Linked DNA regions of Mus musculus: all the other regions are linked to region 3. The links are chromatin loops, found by intact Hi-C in ENCODE. Cell type or tissue: gastrocnemius. All regions are shown on one strand. Links, peaks and the distances in the headings refer to the core of each region. The heading gives the core; the rest is flanking DNA.

Region 1 (5,568 bases), core at 360-5,359, 81 kb before region 3:
TTAAAAAGATTTATTTATTATGTGTACAGTGTTCCGCCTGCATGTATACCTACATGTCAGAAGGGGGCACCAGCTCCTATTCCAGATGGTTGTGAGCCACCATGTGGTTGCTGGGAATTGAACTCAGGGCCTCTGGAACAGCAGACAGTGCTCTTATGCTCTGAGCCATCTCTCCAGCCCAAAGTTTTGTTTGAGATGGAAAAAATATATATATATGAGAGAAAGAAAAGGTGAGCAGAGAGTGGCAGGAGGGAGGGAGTGTGGCATGTCCCCAATGTGTTAGCTATGTGGCTGTGTTGATCCCTCACAGCCATCCCTGTTATCAGTGTAGTGCACTGTGGCACTGTATCCTGTGCTTGCCACAGAGAGAAGTTATCATCAAAATCACCCCTGAGCCAAGTCAGGAGCATGGCATGTTAGTGATCTAAAGAACCAGTATTCACTCAAGTTGGCCTACAGAGGAAGCAGAGAGGCGGGGTACTGTCATCCTTGGAGTGCCATCTGATCTCCTTCTTCTGTGATGTGTTCTGTTTTGATTGAGACAGGGTCTCCTTTATTGCAGTGTTGATAAAAATCCCTTGTGTGCTGATAGCATTCCATGGGAGGGGGCATAAATGATGTCTACCCCTCCACCTAAGATTCCAGTGACAAACCGGGGCATGAGTCTACTGCCATACTTCATTTGGGGGAACCAATGAATTTATTGGGCTTCCTTACAGAGCATAGGTGAGGAGTACCTACAGGAGAGTGGGTTCTCCTTCCTCCAGAGATGGGATGGTACCAGAAAAGATTTGGCCAGTGGACAGCAGCTGGGCAGTGGTGGCACACGCCTTTGATCCCAGCACTTGGGAGGCAGAGGCAGGCAGATCTCTGAGTTCGAGGCCAGCCTAGAGAAAAAAAAAAAAAAAAAGATTTGGCCAACAGGGTAAGGGTTTTCCCATAGCTGCTTAGATAAAGACCTCTCTCCTAGTCTTTCTTAATCTGAGTACTCTAGTCTCCTCCCCCCACCCCTGCCCTCCAGGCAAGCCATGTGCAATTAAGGCAGAGTTGCACACAATAAATTATAGGGAGCCAGTGGATACTCAGGTGAGGGTCTTCCGTGAGGGGATGTAAACGGTCAAAAAGTCCAGCTAAGGTAATTCTTTTGTAAGTGGACACAGCTGAACTCCCCCAGATGGCAGCTGCTTGACTCCAAAGGTAGTTAAGTACACCACCAGGCTGGCCATGAGCTGGATATGCAGTCAAGGATGATCTTGCGATTCAAACGGCCAAGCTTGACAGCTAAGTTCGATTCCCAGGACGTCTGCATAAGAAAGAAGACCAACTCTTGAAAATTGATGCACATGGCCTCCACATGTGCAGCGAGGCACACACAAATTAATTAAAGTTAGTTTTCTTTCGAGTTTTTAAGACAGGGTCTCACTATGTAGCCCTAGCTGTCCTAGAGGCCACTCTGTAGACCTTGAACTCACAGAGATCCATCTGCTTCTGCCTCCCAAGTACTCGAATTAAAGGCATACCTGGCTCAAAGTAAAAGCTAAAGATGAAAATAAAATTGGTCACCAGGCAAACGGTGAAGCTCACATTTAATTAATCCCTGCACTTGGGAGGTAGAGGCAGGTGGATCTCTGGGTTTGAGGCTAACCTGGCCTACAGAGTGAGCTTCAGGATAGCCAAAGATACAGAGAGAAACCCTGTCTCAAAACTAATCAAATAAATAAATAAACAAACAAACAAATAAATAAATAAAATTGGTCTGTAATCCTCTTACTGTAGGAGAAAATGCATTTGTGTGTATAAAACACAAATGTTTGTATGTATTTATATGAATATATGTATGCATGTATGTGTATATATGTAACTGTATTTATGTGTATATATGATTGAATGTGTATGTTCTGTGTGTATATATATGTGTGTGATATACATGTATATGTGAGTATATATGTATGCATGTATGTATGTATGTATGCGTATTAACTGTGTATTTGTGTATACTTGTGTGTATGTATCTGTATGTGTATGTGAGTGCAGGCGTATATCTGTTTATATGTATGTGAATGGGGATGTATGTATATGTATATTTGTAACTGTGTGCATACCTGTATATGTACGTGTGTCTCTGTGTGTGTGTTGCTGGTTATGGAACCGAGGTTGCACTGACCACACACCTTGCTGCTCCTTGCGGCTTGCCCCTGCACTGACAGGATCGGGCCCTGGTGAGGCCCGCGGTGGCTCTGGCTTCAGCGCGCGGTCACCCTGGACCTCGTGCGAGGAGGCTGAGACAGCCGACTCAGGCGGTAACTCCGCTGCAGGCCGGCGCCTAGGGTTACCTAGCAACCAGCACCTTAGCAACGGGGAGGAGGCGGGCCGGGGGACGGAAGCCGGAAGCCGGAGGCGAAGCCTCGCGAGGGTTGGTTTGCGCGCGGACTCCGAGTGCGGCGGGTCAGTGGCAGGGACCCGCAGCATCTGTCAGTCATGACGGCGGCCGCGCCTTCGCAGCAGCGGCCCGCGGCGGCCCGGGCCCGGAACCTGCCCTGGTAGGAGCGGCCCCACATCCCGCTTCCCGCTCTTCCTCCTAGGAGCTTTGCAGATCCTTCCCCGCTCCCGGCCTTGGCGCCGCAGCCGCTCCTCCGCTTCCATACCTGAACGGGCTCTGAGCTCAGCTTAGCCATCCTCGGGGTCCTCGAGCATCGCCTCTGCGCTCCGATGACCCTAATAAATTGATCCTGGGTTTCTTTAGAAAGGTTCCGAGGACGGAGGAGTGGGTAGGCTTGGTTGGATTCGAACTCGTGTCCGAATTCAGCGCTTGCACTCTATCCCCTCTTTATTTGCGGGGGAGGGACCGTAGCAGCGCACCCTGGTGGAGGTCAGAGGACAACTTGCAGGGACCTGATCTTCCACCCAGGGCCCCAGCGCCTGCATTCTGAATGGCCCTACAGCACCTTAGCGGTGTTTTAAATGAAGCAAGCCTAGCCATGCTTTCATTTTCTTTTCTTCTGGTCTATCCTGAGGAGGAAGACTTGTCTCAGGCCACACGGTATTTAAATTCTCAGGACTGGAGTCACAGACCGTGTGGCCTTTTGAGTCTGGCTTCTCGAACTCAAGGGTTTTCTGTTCTGTAGCATGGTTCAGCACTCGATTCCCTCTTGAAAGCCACATCATAAGTGGATTGCCCGTTCTCTTGCTTATAGGTATTTGAGTATGAGTTCCGTTTGCGCAGTCTCAGCGCTGTTGGTGAGGGGCAAGGGGGAGCTGTCCTGCCCACTGGAGGATGTTAGCAACCTCCTGACTCCTACTCAACAGATGCTGCTAACACCCATTGCACAGTTAATACAGATAACTGGCCTGACCGATGTCCCCTGGGGGGACAGAACAACTCCTGGTTGTGAGAGCCAGTGCTCTGTTCAGACGCGAAGGGTTTCTCTTCCTCTGCTGCTTAGGATGTGAAGGGGCTTCTTTGCATGTAACAGAACATGGCTTGAGTATATAGATTGTAACTTAACGGTGAATCCTATTTCAGGGTTGAGAAGTACCGGCCACAGACCCTGGCCGATCTCATTTCTCACCAGGACATTCTGAGTACCAGTAAGTATCTGTCTGTTGCTGCTGTCCTTGTGGAGGGTTGGGTCCATTTCGTGATGACGATGTCTCTGCTGGGTGACCCTTAGAGGATGCTCTGAGCCTTTATAGAACCGGCCATGTGTCGCCTTCTCCATAGTGTACCAAACTGTCTCAAGATCTGTTTGGTTTTACTGTTTAGGTGTTTTGTTTACACATGAAAGTGTGTGCACCTTGTGTGCCTGGCTCCTCCAGAGGCCAGAAGAGGACCCTGGATCCTGTAGGCAGTTGTGAGCTGCTATGTAGGTGCTAGGAACCAAACCCAGATCCTCTGCAAGAGCACCCGGCTTAACTGAGGCACCTTCCCAATCCCCCCATGTCCCAAGAAGACAACACAGAAGAGGGATGGTTGATTTTGAAGAGGTTTTGGTTCACAGTGCTTGGCTCTGTTGACTCTAGACCCTTGGTGAGCACAACTTCGTGGCAGTGGGAGCACTCTGCTCCAAAGTGGACAGGAAGTAGAGAGCTAAAGGGGTGGGGGAGCAAGCAGTATGACCCTCAAAGGCACGAGTTTGGTGACCTGACTCCTCCAATGAGGCTGTGCCTCTAAACCAGTGGCTCTCAACCTTCCTAAAGATGTGGCCCTTTTAATACAGTTCCCCATGTTGTGGTGACCACCCCCCCCCACCATAAAATTATTTCATTGCTACTTAATAAATGGAATTTGGTACTGTTACAAATTATAATGTAAATAAATGTCTGATAGGCAGGGTATGTGTGCGATATGTAGCTCCTAAAAGTGTCGAGACAGGTTGAGAACTTCTGCTCTCAACTTAATAGACCCTCCCAAGATAGCTAGTGTGGAAGACAGATAGACAGACAGACAAACTGTGGTGTGACTTCAGGACTTCCCCTCCCTGTCTACTCCGACTAGGACACTGAAAAACTGAAGCATATCTGGATTTAGCATAACCAGGTCCTAAGGTGATTGTGTAGGACCCAGAGACTGACACATGTCACCCCTTCCTGTCCCTCAGTTCAGAAGTTCATCAGTGAAGACCGCCTGCCACACCTACTTCTCTATGGCCCTCCAGGGACAGGAAAGACATCCACCATCCTGGCCTGTGCCAAGCAACTGTACAAAGATAAAGAATTTGGCTCCATGGTCTTGGAGGTGAAGGAGACACTCTCACTCCACAACAGCTCAGACCTCCAGACACTTAACCTTTGTCCTTCTTTTATTCCCTGACCATCTGAGTCCTGGCTGTGTTTGACCAATGGGATCTTGTGTGTGTTTTGGGGGGAGTTGGGGGGTGTCAAAATGGGGGATACTGCTTAGACTTGCTAGGGCATTAACACCTGGCAGCCTCTACTTTCTGCGGGGCCAACTTAGAGGTTGTACCCTGCCCACACAGCCTGCTCTACCTGCCCACAGCTCTTGTTGAACCCCTTAAGATTTCGTGGTGATAATGAATACTGCATATCTCTTTAGTTTAGGCTAGTGGTTCTCAATCTTCCTAATGTTTCGACCTTTTAATACAGTTTGTTATGATGTGGTGACCCCCAACTATAAAATTATGTTCATTACTACTTCACAACTGTAATTTTGCTACTGTTATGAATTGTAGTACAGTTATCTGTTTTTTTGATAGTCTTAGGCAACCCGTGAAAAGGTCATTCGACACCCCTTGGGGTCAAAACCCACAGGTTGAGAACCACTGCTCGACAAACACCTTTAAAAATGTCTCTTCATCAGGATCTTCTTAGATTACTGCTCTGAGCCATGCTGTCTGTGAACTCTTGGGACCTTGGCTGACAACCTTAATACCCTTAGGTTACAAAAACCTAAATGCTGTATTTGAAAGAAAAGCATTTGAGGGACTGGAATGTAGCTTATTTGATAGAGTGCTCGCCTACTATGCACAAGGTCCTGGGTTTGATCCTTAGCATAATAAACAGACTATACACCTATAATCCCAGCATGCAGGAGGTGGAAGCAGGAAGGTC
Region 2 (5,568 bases), core at 306-5,305, 100 kb before region 3:
CTCTGTGGTGCATTCAAATCTGCCAGTTATCCCAAGCTAGAAAATGCTGGTCTCAGATTCGTTTTCTGTCCTTCCCTCGGCAATCAGCCTCCCCAGAGCCCCTTGTTTTGTCCCCATGGACTGAGGAGATGAACAAAGGCTCTTCTGGTGTCTCCGCCCTACCCCACCCTTCATCGCACCCATATCAGCTCACCCCCTCGTAATTCTTCTGTCTTCAGAATCCTGAAATGTGACCACTCCGGTTCCCGTGTCTTCCACTGATCTCTAAGAGAGTTTAGCAGTAGTCAGTACTGATGGGGAGGGGTAGGTTTGATACTGTTCCAAAATGGCTTCTCTGGTTGTCATCACCAATGCTTCTGCTGAAGTTTAGATGGTGAAAATGACCGGGACTCATCAGTTTGCAGGGTAACAGCGAGTGCATCTTTGTCCTACTTGGAAACAGTCCACATTGTGGGTAGTACCTTTCTATAGGAGAAATATTATTTTTTTATATAATTGACTTTTACGTTTTTATTACTCTGTATTACATGTATGTATTGTGTGTGCGCACACAATGGGCTGCACATATGGGCTGTGTGTGTGTGTGTGTGTGTGTGTGTGTGTGTGTGTGTGTGTGTGTAAGACAGAGTTGACATCTTTCAGGAATCAAACCTCTCCTTCTATCATGTGGGTCCCTGGGATCGAACTCAGGTCCTCAGGCTTGGCAGCGAGCACCTTTACCCATAGGACAGGCCCTAAAGTACTCTTTCAGAACCTTTCTAGCAATCACATACAATGTGAGCTGACTCTGCCATTAGTCACGGCACATGAGGCTTTTAATGTAAAGTAGACAGCGGAGAAGAATCTGACCGCAGCAGGGCAGATGGCACACCTGCTTTCAGCCCCCACCCCCACCCCATTCCTACATGCATTGGGATGCCCATGCTGAGGGGTTTGGTGTCAAATTCACAGGTGTCCCTTATAGTTGCTTCGGGGCTCATCCCTGACCCCACAGCCCAAGGTGTCATCCTGAACTCTTTCTAATCATGCCTTGGTCTGCTCAAGCAGTTCTAACAACCAGAAGGAAGGGGGTAGATGCACTAAAGATCTCCATCTCCCTCCTTCCTCCTTCCCCTTCCTCCCTCTCTCTCCCTCCCTCTCCTTCCCCTTCCTCCCTCTACCTCCCTTTCCCTCTCTCTCCTTCCCCTTCTTCCTCTCCTTCCCTTCCTTACTCCCTCACCCTCCTCTTTCCCTCTCTCCCTCTCTCTCTCCCTCCCTGTCTCTCTGCTTCTCTCCCTCTATGCCTCTCTCCCTTACTCCCTCTGCTCCCTCCCTCTCCCTCTCTCTCCCTCCCTCCCTTTCTCCCTTTATCTCTCTCCCTCTCTGCCTCTCTCCCTCCTTCTCTCCTCCCTTTTCTGCCTCTCTCCCTCCCCAGTGTCTCCATTACCTTGAACTTGCTATATAGCAGATGATAACTTGGAACTTAGGACTCTGCTCCCTCTACCCTCCCAGTGCTGAGGTGTAACTCCCAGATGGTTCAGGAGTTTGCAGTGAGCTCCAGGGGAGGGTGGATCTCTCCTTCCCTGCCTGCTCCCCACCACCTGCAGGACCATCCTCACAGAGAACTGACAGGCCCAGAATGTCAGCTGCCTCGCTGAGTCTAACTACTGATCCAAAGGTACACAGGGAATCTTTAGGGACCTAGAGATCTGGGCACCCTATCAGGGACAGTGATGACCTCCCACACCTGTTTCCATTCTTGGAAGCACCCGACAGCTCCCAGAACCCCTTGCTGTCCTCTTGGCTGAGCCTTTTCAGGATGGCTCAAGACCAAGCATGCTTTGAGAGCGTCACCCGGCCCCTGGGGAACAGGATAGGCCTGTCAGAGAAACTTCTAGATAAGATCTTGACCTTATCGAGTGTAGGCTGGAGGTTGATAGTTACAGATGGTCAAGGGACAAGTCTGGCCACCTCTTCCCAGAGGAGGAATTACACCCTCTCCCATCACCTTTGAGCCGAAACTCCAGGACACCAGAAAAGAGACACTCTGTACCCTGCTTGACTGGCAGTGCGCTGCCCTTGAGGTTTCCCAAATCGCCTTGGGCTCACCGATTGGAGAATGATAGATCAGGGGGCAAAGAGGCCATCTGCCTGGAGATGCACACAACCAACACTGACTTCTTAAAGATGCTGTGCAGCCAAGAGTGACCTTGAACTGCTGATTCTCCTGCCTCTACTTCCCAAGGACTAGGATGGCAGGCATGTGTCACCATGGGTCATTTATGCGGTGCTGGGGATGGAGCCCAGACCTCTGTGAACACTAAGCAAACACTTCTGACTGAGCCGAATCTCCAGCCTCTCTTGACTTCCTATATGCCTTCCTTGTCTTCCCAGGCTGTCTCTTTTCATCTCTCTTTTTTCTTCGTCTTCCTACCAATTTTTTGAGATAGAAGAGAAGCTAGGAGCAGCAGTCTTGTAGATACCAGATATCTCCCAGCTGCACGGGATTGTGATTCTGTTCTAACTCACTGAACCAACAAATATAAATGACTTTAAAAATAGCTTTGATAAGTGCCAACAAAATGTTCCTCTCTTTAATATTGTAGGTTTCTCTGACATCGAGGAAAACTATTTTTCTGGCATTCTCCTTTTGGAACCTTTTGTTTCTGAGTCTTCATTTCTCCTACATGTGGATCACTCTATCCATGTCAGGATCATCTGGACTTGTGGGAATGGGCCATTTGACCCAGTGATTTATGCTGGTTTTCCAAGTTAAAGACTCTGCGGTATGCCGTGAGTTTCCAGTTACAGCTCTCGGACAGAAGAGCCACCCTCCAAACCCCCAAAGACACACAGTGTTTAGACTTCACTGAAAGTTACTATCAAGCCATATCAGCAACACAAGCCCCCCCCCCCACCTTCCTGTCCATTTGCATTATGTGCATGCAGTGCTCACAGACACAACAAGAGGGCGCTAGATTCCATAAAATGGATGAGAAAGAGTTGTGAGCTGCCAGGTGGGTGCTGGACATTGAACCTTGATTCTTTGAAAAGCAGCCAGTGCTCTTCTTAACTGCTGGGCCATATCTCTGCCGGGGCCCAAAGGTTTTGTTTTTTAATTTATTCATTCCTTGATAATTTTAGACATGCATGTATTTGATCACCATCACCCATCCATGAATGTCTTTTATCTTAATTTCCCTCTCACTAAACCCTTTCTTCTCTCAATAGTTTTTCCTTCTACTCCCATATCTTTTGATGTGTAACCTACACCATTTGATTAGGGCTGTTTGCTTGAGCATGGTGGTTGAGGTATATACTGGAGCAAACACAACTTACCAGTTGCTACATTGTTTTATAAAATATCCTTCTTCCCTAGTAACATATGTCAATAGCCTCTGGGGTGGGGAGGTGGGATGGGGTCCAGTCTTTTATGTTTTGTTTTTTAGAGACAGAGTTTCTCTGTGTAGCCCTGGCTGTCCTGGAACTCACTCTGTAGACCAGGCTGGCCTCAAACTCAGAAATCCACCTGCCTCTACTGGCTAGTTTTGTGTCAACTTGACACTGCTGGGGTTATCACAGAGAAAGGAACTTCAGTTGGGGAAATACCTCCATGAGATCCAGCTGTGGAGTATTTTCTCAATTAGTGATCAAACGGGAAAGGCCCCTTGTGGGTGGGACCATCCCTGGGCTGGCAGTCTTGGGTTCTATAAGAGAGCAGGCTGAGCAAGCCAGTAAAGAACATCCCTCCATGGCCTCTTCATCAGCTCCTGCTTTCTGACCTGTTTGAGTTCCAGTCCTGACTTTCTTTGGTGATGAACAGCATCATCAAAGAGTAAGAGTAAGCTGAATAAACCCTTTCCACCCCAAGTGCTTCTTGGTCATGATGTTTGTGCAAGAATAGAAACCCTGACTAAGACAGGTAGCATTACTCTCTATAAAACATCAAGATTTAGCCAGACAGTGGTGGTGCATGCCTTTAATCCCAGCACTTGGGAGGCAGAGGCAGGCGGAATTTTGAGTTCAAGGCCAGCCTGGTCTACAGAGTGAGTTCCAGGACAGCCAGGGCTACACAAAAAAAAACCCTGTCTGGAAAAACCAAAACAAAAAATAAAAAAACAAAAGACAAAAAAACAAAAACAAAAAAACCCAAACCTTCAAGACTTAGAAGTTGGTTTTGTGGCATGTTCATTTAGCAAAACAACAGTAATAGATTCTGTCCTAGGGCTTACAACCTGCCCAGCCATGGCCATTTGACTGGGTTCAGGTATAATTCCTTACCTACATAACAGATGATGACACTATTACACCAGAACCGTGAGGATTTACAGCTGGGTATAAGACTCATGATGGCTTCTCTTCCTGACAGACCTGCACCACACGTATCAACACTGTCAAAGCTAGCAGGCAGAGAGGAAGCTTCCTATCCAGGTCTAGCTTGGTATCTCTGTGTTCTGCCCCCAACATGTACAATGACATCAGCAATAGAGTCTTGCCATCTAGTTTTGGGGGACAACTGAGAACAATGGCCACAACCTGTATTGTTGACATGCAGGGGGTTTCTCTGGGATACCATAGCCAACTCCTGGCACTGAGATTTTCATTTATTAATACCGTATTTTTTCTGCAAGTAAGAGACCTTGGGTTCAGATTCCGTCTTAAAGACCCCGATTTAAGGCTAAACACAGGCTACTACCTAGCACCAGTTTCCAGGTTATCCCCTAAACAAGTCTAACACCAGGACCTGATTGCTTCCTCTCCACTTCGAATGACTTTTCTTGAATCAAACCATTTCCCTTTCTCTTCTTTTTTTCTTTCCCAGGGATCCCTCAACAAAGCCTGCATCTAGCACCAGTTTCCAGGTTATTCCCCAACAAATCTGTACCCCCCCAGATTACAAGCCTGCCCCTGTTACTTCCTAATAACCAACAATCAGGAGGAAGGCAGAAGTTAAGTTTATGGTTTGGGCCAGTGGTGACACTTTGGATGTAGGGTATAAATATTAATTTGAGGGGTGGGGGACTGGAGAGATGGCACAGCGGTTAAGAACACTGACTGCTCTTCCAGAGGTCCTGAGTTCAATTCCCAGCAAGCACATGGTGGCTCACAAGCATCTGTAATGGGATTGGATGCCCTCTTCTGGTGTGTCTGAAGACAGCTACAGTGTACTCTCAAATATATAGATATAGATAGATAGATATTTTAATATATATATGTATATATATATATATATCTTTTAATATAATAATTTTTTTCTGTTGCAAAGGACAAACCAAAGCAGTGTAAAGGTGATCACGTAAAAAAAAGTTCAACAACAGCCGAATACCTTTCTTTCTAACCCAGAACTCTGAGCTCTGCCTTCTATAATGGGGTCCCTTTTGGGATAGTTTGTTCTCAGGATGTGAGCAAGGCCAGTTGACGGTTTAGCCAGGCTGATATGGGCCCTTTCCTCAGGTTTCTTTTTCTCAGGTCACTTAGATGCTGGAAGACAGACAAACACAGTCAAGGCAGCCGCAGCAGGGTGTGAGGAAGGAGGTACAGTGAAGAAGAGGGTACAGTGAGGAAGGGGGTACAGTGAGGAAGGGGGTA
Region 3 (5,568 bases), core at 369-5,368:
TTATCCTTCTCCAGAAACTCTGGTACTGGGTCTACCTAGCTGTACGATTCTATTTAACCTTATTAAGCAAAATGTATGTTAACTTTGTCTCAATGTTTCTCACAAGTTTGCACAGTTCTGTCTGGATCTTTGCCATCTGTTGAATTTGATTGTGACCCCAGGGGATGGCCCCTCCTCTGAGGTACTCTTAACTGCTGCTCTTTCTCTAGCGTCCCCTTTTGACACTTTGAAGAGAAATCTGCACCCTAAATCTCCCAAAAGCGGTTTGAGTGACCTCTGACGTGGAGAATCTAACTCCATCCAACGTCCCTCTTTGAACCACTCTGGACGTTGTTTCGGGACTCAGATCTATAAACCGTTAGCAGAGAGGCAGCCCCTCTGTCTCAGTAGCTCTCAAAAGCCTTAAGAGAATTTTGCGATCAGCTTAACAGCTTTCAGGACCAGGTCCAGTCTCCAGCTGCCACAGAGCTCCACAAGTAGATCTGAGTACTGCGAAGGATGGGATCTGTGCGCTTCTCCTCCAAAGATGCTGCTTCCACACCAACAAATCCTAACTGGTTTGCGATGGGGCCCCAAATCATAGGAACCAGAAAAAAATTCAACCACAAGCCTCCTCCTGTGTACTGGCATTTAGTCCCTCCCACTCTGACTCTGGCTTTAGTCCCCTCCCACTCCGGCTCCTGAACTGGATCAGTTCTTTCCTCCTAATTATCCACATACTCACATTTTATCCTGCCTTTTAATTTCTAAACTTCTCCCTCACACCCAAAGAAAAGATTCCATGTTAGCCCCACTCCCACCCCCCATGGAGCTGACCCTACAGTAGCGCATGGCCTTGCTATGCCTCCAACAGGTACAACACAGCTATCCCAGTCAGATCAAAGGGGACAAGACCTTAGTTCAACAATACATACTCACTCTGAAATCAAACCGATTGCCTGGCTACAGCAGTTCTCCAGAACCACAGAGGACTGGGCGTGCGCCACCATGCCCGGTGACAACATTTTTTTTTTTAATTAGGTATTTTCTTCATTTACATTGACAAAAATCTTTTAAAAGATAATTTAATATGAACACTTAGGAGGCAGAGGCAGGAGGATCTCTGTGAGTTCTAGACTAGACCAGCCTGGTCTACAGAATGAGTTCTAGGTCAACTAGAATTACACTGAGACCCCTGTCTTATAAATAAACAAAAACAAAACCACACACAGAGAAATCTAAAAACAAACCCAGACCAGACAAACAAAAATCATATTATGCTTGGGGCTAGAGAGTTGGCTCAGTGGTTAAGAGCACTGCCTGATCTTCCAGAGGCTGAGGGTTCAATTCCCCACACTCTATAACTCCAGTTTGAGGGCATCTGACGCCTTCATAGATGTACACCAAGCAAAACTCTTATGCACATAAAAATAAATCTTAAAAGAGGTGGATTAGCCGGACGTGGTGGCGCATGCCTTTAATCCCAACACTCCGGAGGCAGAGGCAGGCAAATTTCTGAGTTCCAGGCCAGCCTGGTCTACAAAGTGAGTTCTAGGAGAGCTAGGGCTATACAGAGAAACCCTGTCTCGAAAAACCAAAAAAAAAGAGGTGGATTAGCTGGGCAGTGGTGGCGCATGCCTTTAGTCCCAGCACTTGGGAGGCAGAGGCAGGCAGATTTCTGAGTTCAAGGCCAGCCTGGTCTACAGAGTGAATTCCAGGACATCCAGGGCTACACAGAGAAACCCTGTCTTCAAAAACCAAAAACACCAAAACCAAAACAAAAGTGTGTATGGAGAGATGGCTTAACAGTTAAGAACACCGGCTGTCCTTCCAGAGGTCCCAGGTTCAATTCCCAGCACCGGTTCAGGGATCTAACCCTCTGACACAGATATACGTGCAGTCAAAACACCAGTGTACATAGAATAAAAATTACTAAAAAAAATACTACTCTCATATTTTCATTCATTTTTTTATGTGATTTTAGGAACCCCATAAGCTATCTGGCTGACCGGACCAGCCTCTTAACAGCAAACCCTGTTTTCAGGGGAGTGACGGTGCACAAAGTTGGAACCTACAGAGGAAGCGTCCTGATGTTAGCCCCAGCTCCCACATCCCTCATAGCACACGCTAGAGTTTGGGTGTATCTTCCCAAGTTCCCTGAAGCCTTTATTCCCGTTTGTTTGTTTTTTGGTTTTTTGGTTTTTCGAGACAGGGTTTCTCTGTTTAGCCCTGGCTGTCTGCTCACTTTGTAGACCAGGCTGGCCTCGAACTCACAAATCTGCCTGCCTCTGCCTCCCGAGTGCCTCCTCGCCCGGCTCCGGTGTTGTTTTAGTAGGAGGGGCTTATGTCACTAGATTAATCAGAGTCTAGGTAGAGTTAGTCAGCTTGAGGCTAGGTTGATACGAGGTGAGTCTATTCCTGTGTGCACGCGTTCCTTCCCACTCTATTCGTCCTGTTTCCTGCCGGGCATATGTCTCAAGCTGGCTTGAACTGGCTATATAGTAGGGGTGACGTTGAACTTCCGATCTTCTTACTCCCTTCTGTGCTGGAATGGCTGCAGCTCCAGATGCAGTTCCTGCAGTGTCAGGCAGCGCCCTCTAGTGGCTGAGCCCCAGCCCCAGCCCTCCTCTCCCCCTTCCCTCCACCTCCAGCTTTGAGAGGTGTGATAGGAAATGGAAACCTCTGGAAGCTGACCCATGCTCATGGACTGGTCAAGCATCAGTACTGTGAGCCAAATGTGCTTCTTCTACATTATAAGCCGTGGTGTCTTCTGTTACAGTAACAGAGAAACCGACAGGGGCAAGAAGGTAGAATTTTCTTTTACTGGGCACAACGGCACCTATCTTAAATGCCACTCATTTGATCCCCATTTTACAGGTGAAGAAACGAAAGCACAGAGAGGGGAAATAAACTCCCAAGCTGTCACAGCCTCACATCTGTTTATAAAACAAAATCGCTGGGGTCCTGTATTTCCCCAACGAATAACGAATTTTTAGTTTGGTTTTGTTTAATTTTTTTTTTTTAATATTTAAGTGGTGTGTGTGTGTGTGTGTGTATAAGTGCCTACAGAGTCCAGAGGTGTGGTCTGTGGTCTGATCCCTCTGAGCTGGTAGTTACAGGGAGTTGAGGGGCTGGGAACCAGTACAAGCTTTTAATTGCTGAGCCATCTGGCAGGGCTGTTTTTTGATTGTTCGGGTTTTTTTTTTTCTTCTTCTCTTTCTCTTCTCTCTCCCTTCTTTCCTTTCTTCCTTCCCCTCTCTCTTTCTCTTCCCTCCCTCTCTTTCTTTCTTTCTTCCTTCCTTTTTCAGATTTATTTTTATGTAAATGAGTGCTTATCTGCATGTACACCTGCATGCCAGAAGAGGGCATCAGATAACATTACAGATGGTTGTGGGACACCACATGGGTGCTGGCAATTGAACTCAGGACCTCTAGAAGAACAGACAATGCTCTTAACTGCTGAACCACCTCTTCAGCTCAGGCACTCATCTTATTGTGTCTTATAGATCTTTGGTTAACTATTGAAAAGATATAAACACTGTGCACAAAGAAACGGAACCACATCTTGTTGCTTGTTACTGTTGGGTCTCCCATTCCCAGAAACAGTCTTACTCTCTGGTATCTTGTGCTTAGCATTCTGGTATTGACTGCCCACCCTCTACCCTCCCTCCTCCCCCTCCCCTCCCTCTCCTCCCCCTCCTTTCCTCCCTCTCTCCCTCCTTTTTCTCTTTCTTCCTTTCCTTCTTTTCTTTTCTTTCCTTCCCTTTCTTTCTTTCTCTTCCTCTGTTCCTCTTTCTTTCTCTCTCTTTCTCTCTTTCTCTCTTTCTCTCTCTCTCTCTCTCTCTCTCTCTCTCTCTCTCTTTCTTTCTTTCTTTCTTTCTTTCTTTCTTTCTTTCTTTCTTGTATTTAACTTGTCAAAGCTATCAGGGCTGGAGTGCTGGTGACCCCTGTAACTCCAGATTCTCAGGAGGCCAAGGCAGGAGGAGACTGAAGCAGGAGGAGTCCAAATTTGAGGCCAGCCTGTGCTACATTGCAAGGCCGTTTCAAAATAACAATTTAAAGGTTACGTTTGGTGTCACATGCCTTTAAAATCCATGCCACTCAGGAAGCAAAGATAAGTGAAACCCTAAATTCAAGGTCTACAGAGTGAGCTCCAGGCCAGCCAGAACTACACTGAGAAACCATGTGGGAAAAAAAATGAAACAAATAAACAAACAAGCAAAACCATCAGAAAACAAATTAACAATTTCTAAAGAGCTACATACCGGTTGCACCTTAATAGCATTTGTAAGACTGTGATAAAATAAATTCACCTGGCAAGACAGGTTTCCCTGGTTAAGAGCAGGTGATGCTCTTCCAGAGGACTGGAGTTTGGTTCTCTGTATTCACATCCGGCAGCTCAGAACTGCCTGTAACTCCTTATCGCCTGTAACTCCAGCTTCAGAAGGTCAGACTGCGCCCCCTTCAGACACACACATAATAAGGTTGTTTAAAAAGTAAAAAAACAACAACAACAAAAAGATATACTTACAACAATTATTTCAAGGAGCTTAAAAAACACACCGGAAACAACAAAGAAACAAAAACCAGTCCTTGCAGGTCTAAACTGGAATTATAAATGTGTTTCAGTGGGACATGTTACATCATACGACCCTCCCCCCTCCCTGCCCCCCAGCTCTTGGGAGGTTGAGGCAGGAGGATCAGGAATTTCAGGGCAATACAAGCTAATTAACCACTTTCAAAACAAAAACAACACACAAAAAGGAAAGTGTTCTAGTTTTCTTTGGTTGCTATGGTGACCATTATGACGTCACAAATGGAGGCGGAATGGATTTTTTCCAGCTTATGCTTTGATGGCCATCATTGAGAGAAGCCAAGGAAGGAAACTAAAGCAGAAGGCCAAGGAACTCTGTTGCCTGCGTATTAGCTTTGCCTAGGCCCATGGCCTAGGGATAGCACCGCCCACAGTGGACTCGGCCTTGCGACCTCAGTTAATCAAGAAAACGCACCATAATGTGCCCAGGTGCCGTAGGATGGAGGCAGTTCCTCAGTCGAAATTCCCTCCTCAGGTTTGAGCTGTGTGACCTTAACCGCCAAGACTAGCCATCAGACAAGGGGAAGAGAGGACCAGAGATAAAAGTAAGAAAAATTGTCCATGCTTTCTGAATCTAGAACCAAGAGACGAGCTTACTTACAAACTTGGTCACCAGGTGGCGCTCTCAGCCCTGAGTGGACTTCGGATCCCTCCACCAAAGCCATCTGATAAAGATCCAGCCAAGATGCATAAAACTCAGAAGAATTTTAGAGATTTCCGTTCAGCCAATAGCCACTGTGGTCCAGAGAATTCAGGGAAGGCCAAGACTTACTCAATGCCTCTTTCAAGGTCACAGCTCGTGGGAAAAGCCAAGAACCACACACAGTCCAGGCTCTGATAGTCTAAAATGTATCTATCCCACGGTCCTTGATCCATTGTTCAGAACTCCTGGAAGGCCCTCCTGTCCTTAAATACTGGAAAGTCACTTTTGCACAGTGTCAGCTGTGGGGAATAGAAAACATTCACCCCCAATCCCTGATTTTGGGGAATCTTTC

The links. Hi-C counts contacts between places; a loop is a spot of excess contacts. Peaks named below come from ENCODE experiments on the same cell type or tissue, not always from the same donor. Only the 100,000 strongest peaks of a DNase experiment are listed, where the experiment ranks them.
Region 1: it touches region 3 in a loop (2.5-fold over the local background); 8 of 42 quality-filtered maps call a loop at or near these places.
Region 2: it touches region 3 in a loop (3-fold over the local background); 22 of 42 quality-filtered maps call a loop at or near these places.

Annotation. Positions count from the first base shown.
Region 1 is chr5:117,385,889-117,391,456 of GRCm38, reverse strand. It overlaps Rfc5 (replication factor C (activator 1) 5), which reads left to right and starts at 2,434. Exons shown (of 11, transcript NM_028128.1): 1 at 2,434-2,540; 2 at 3,524-3,588; 3 at 4,599-4,735. The coding sequence starts at 2,479. It overlaps Gm15728 (predicted gene 15728), which reads right to left and starts at 2,335. Exons shown (of 2, transcript NR_166496.1): 1 at 2,172-2,335; 2 at 1-1,303. In gastrocnemius, for the core only: a CTCF peak has its summit at 2,868; DNase peaks (open chromatin) are centred at 2,383 and 2,804; H3K4me3 peaks cover 1,323 bases; H3K27ac peaks cover 1,001 bases.
Region 2 is chr5:117,405,813-117,411,380 of GRCm38, reverse strand. Gm52829 (a long non-coding RNA gene) reads right to left here and starts at 1,455. Exons shown (of 3, transcript XR_003955989.1): 1 at 1,427-1,455; 2 at 194-264. In gastrocnemius, for the core only: a CTCF peak has its summit at 2,953; a DNase peak (open chromatin) is centred at 2,947.
Region 3 is chr5:117,304,809-117,310,376 of GRCm38, reverse strand. No RefSeq gene overlaps it. Among named protein-coding and RNA genes, the nearest start is that of Gm52828, 6.0 kb to the left of the region's middle. In gastrocnemius, for the core only: CTCF peaks have their summits at 2,562 (motif pointing left), 3,331 (motif pointing right) and 5,188 (motif pointing right); DNase peaks (open chromatin) are centred at 2,572 and 5,186; H3K4me3 peaks cover 404 bases; H3K27ac peaks cover 39 bases.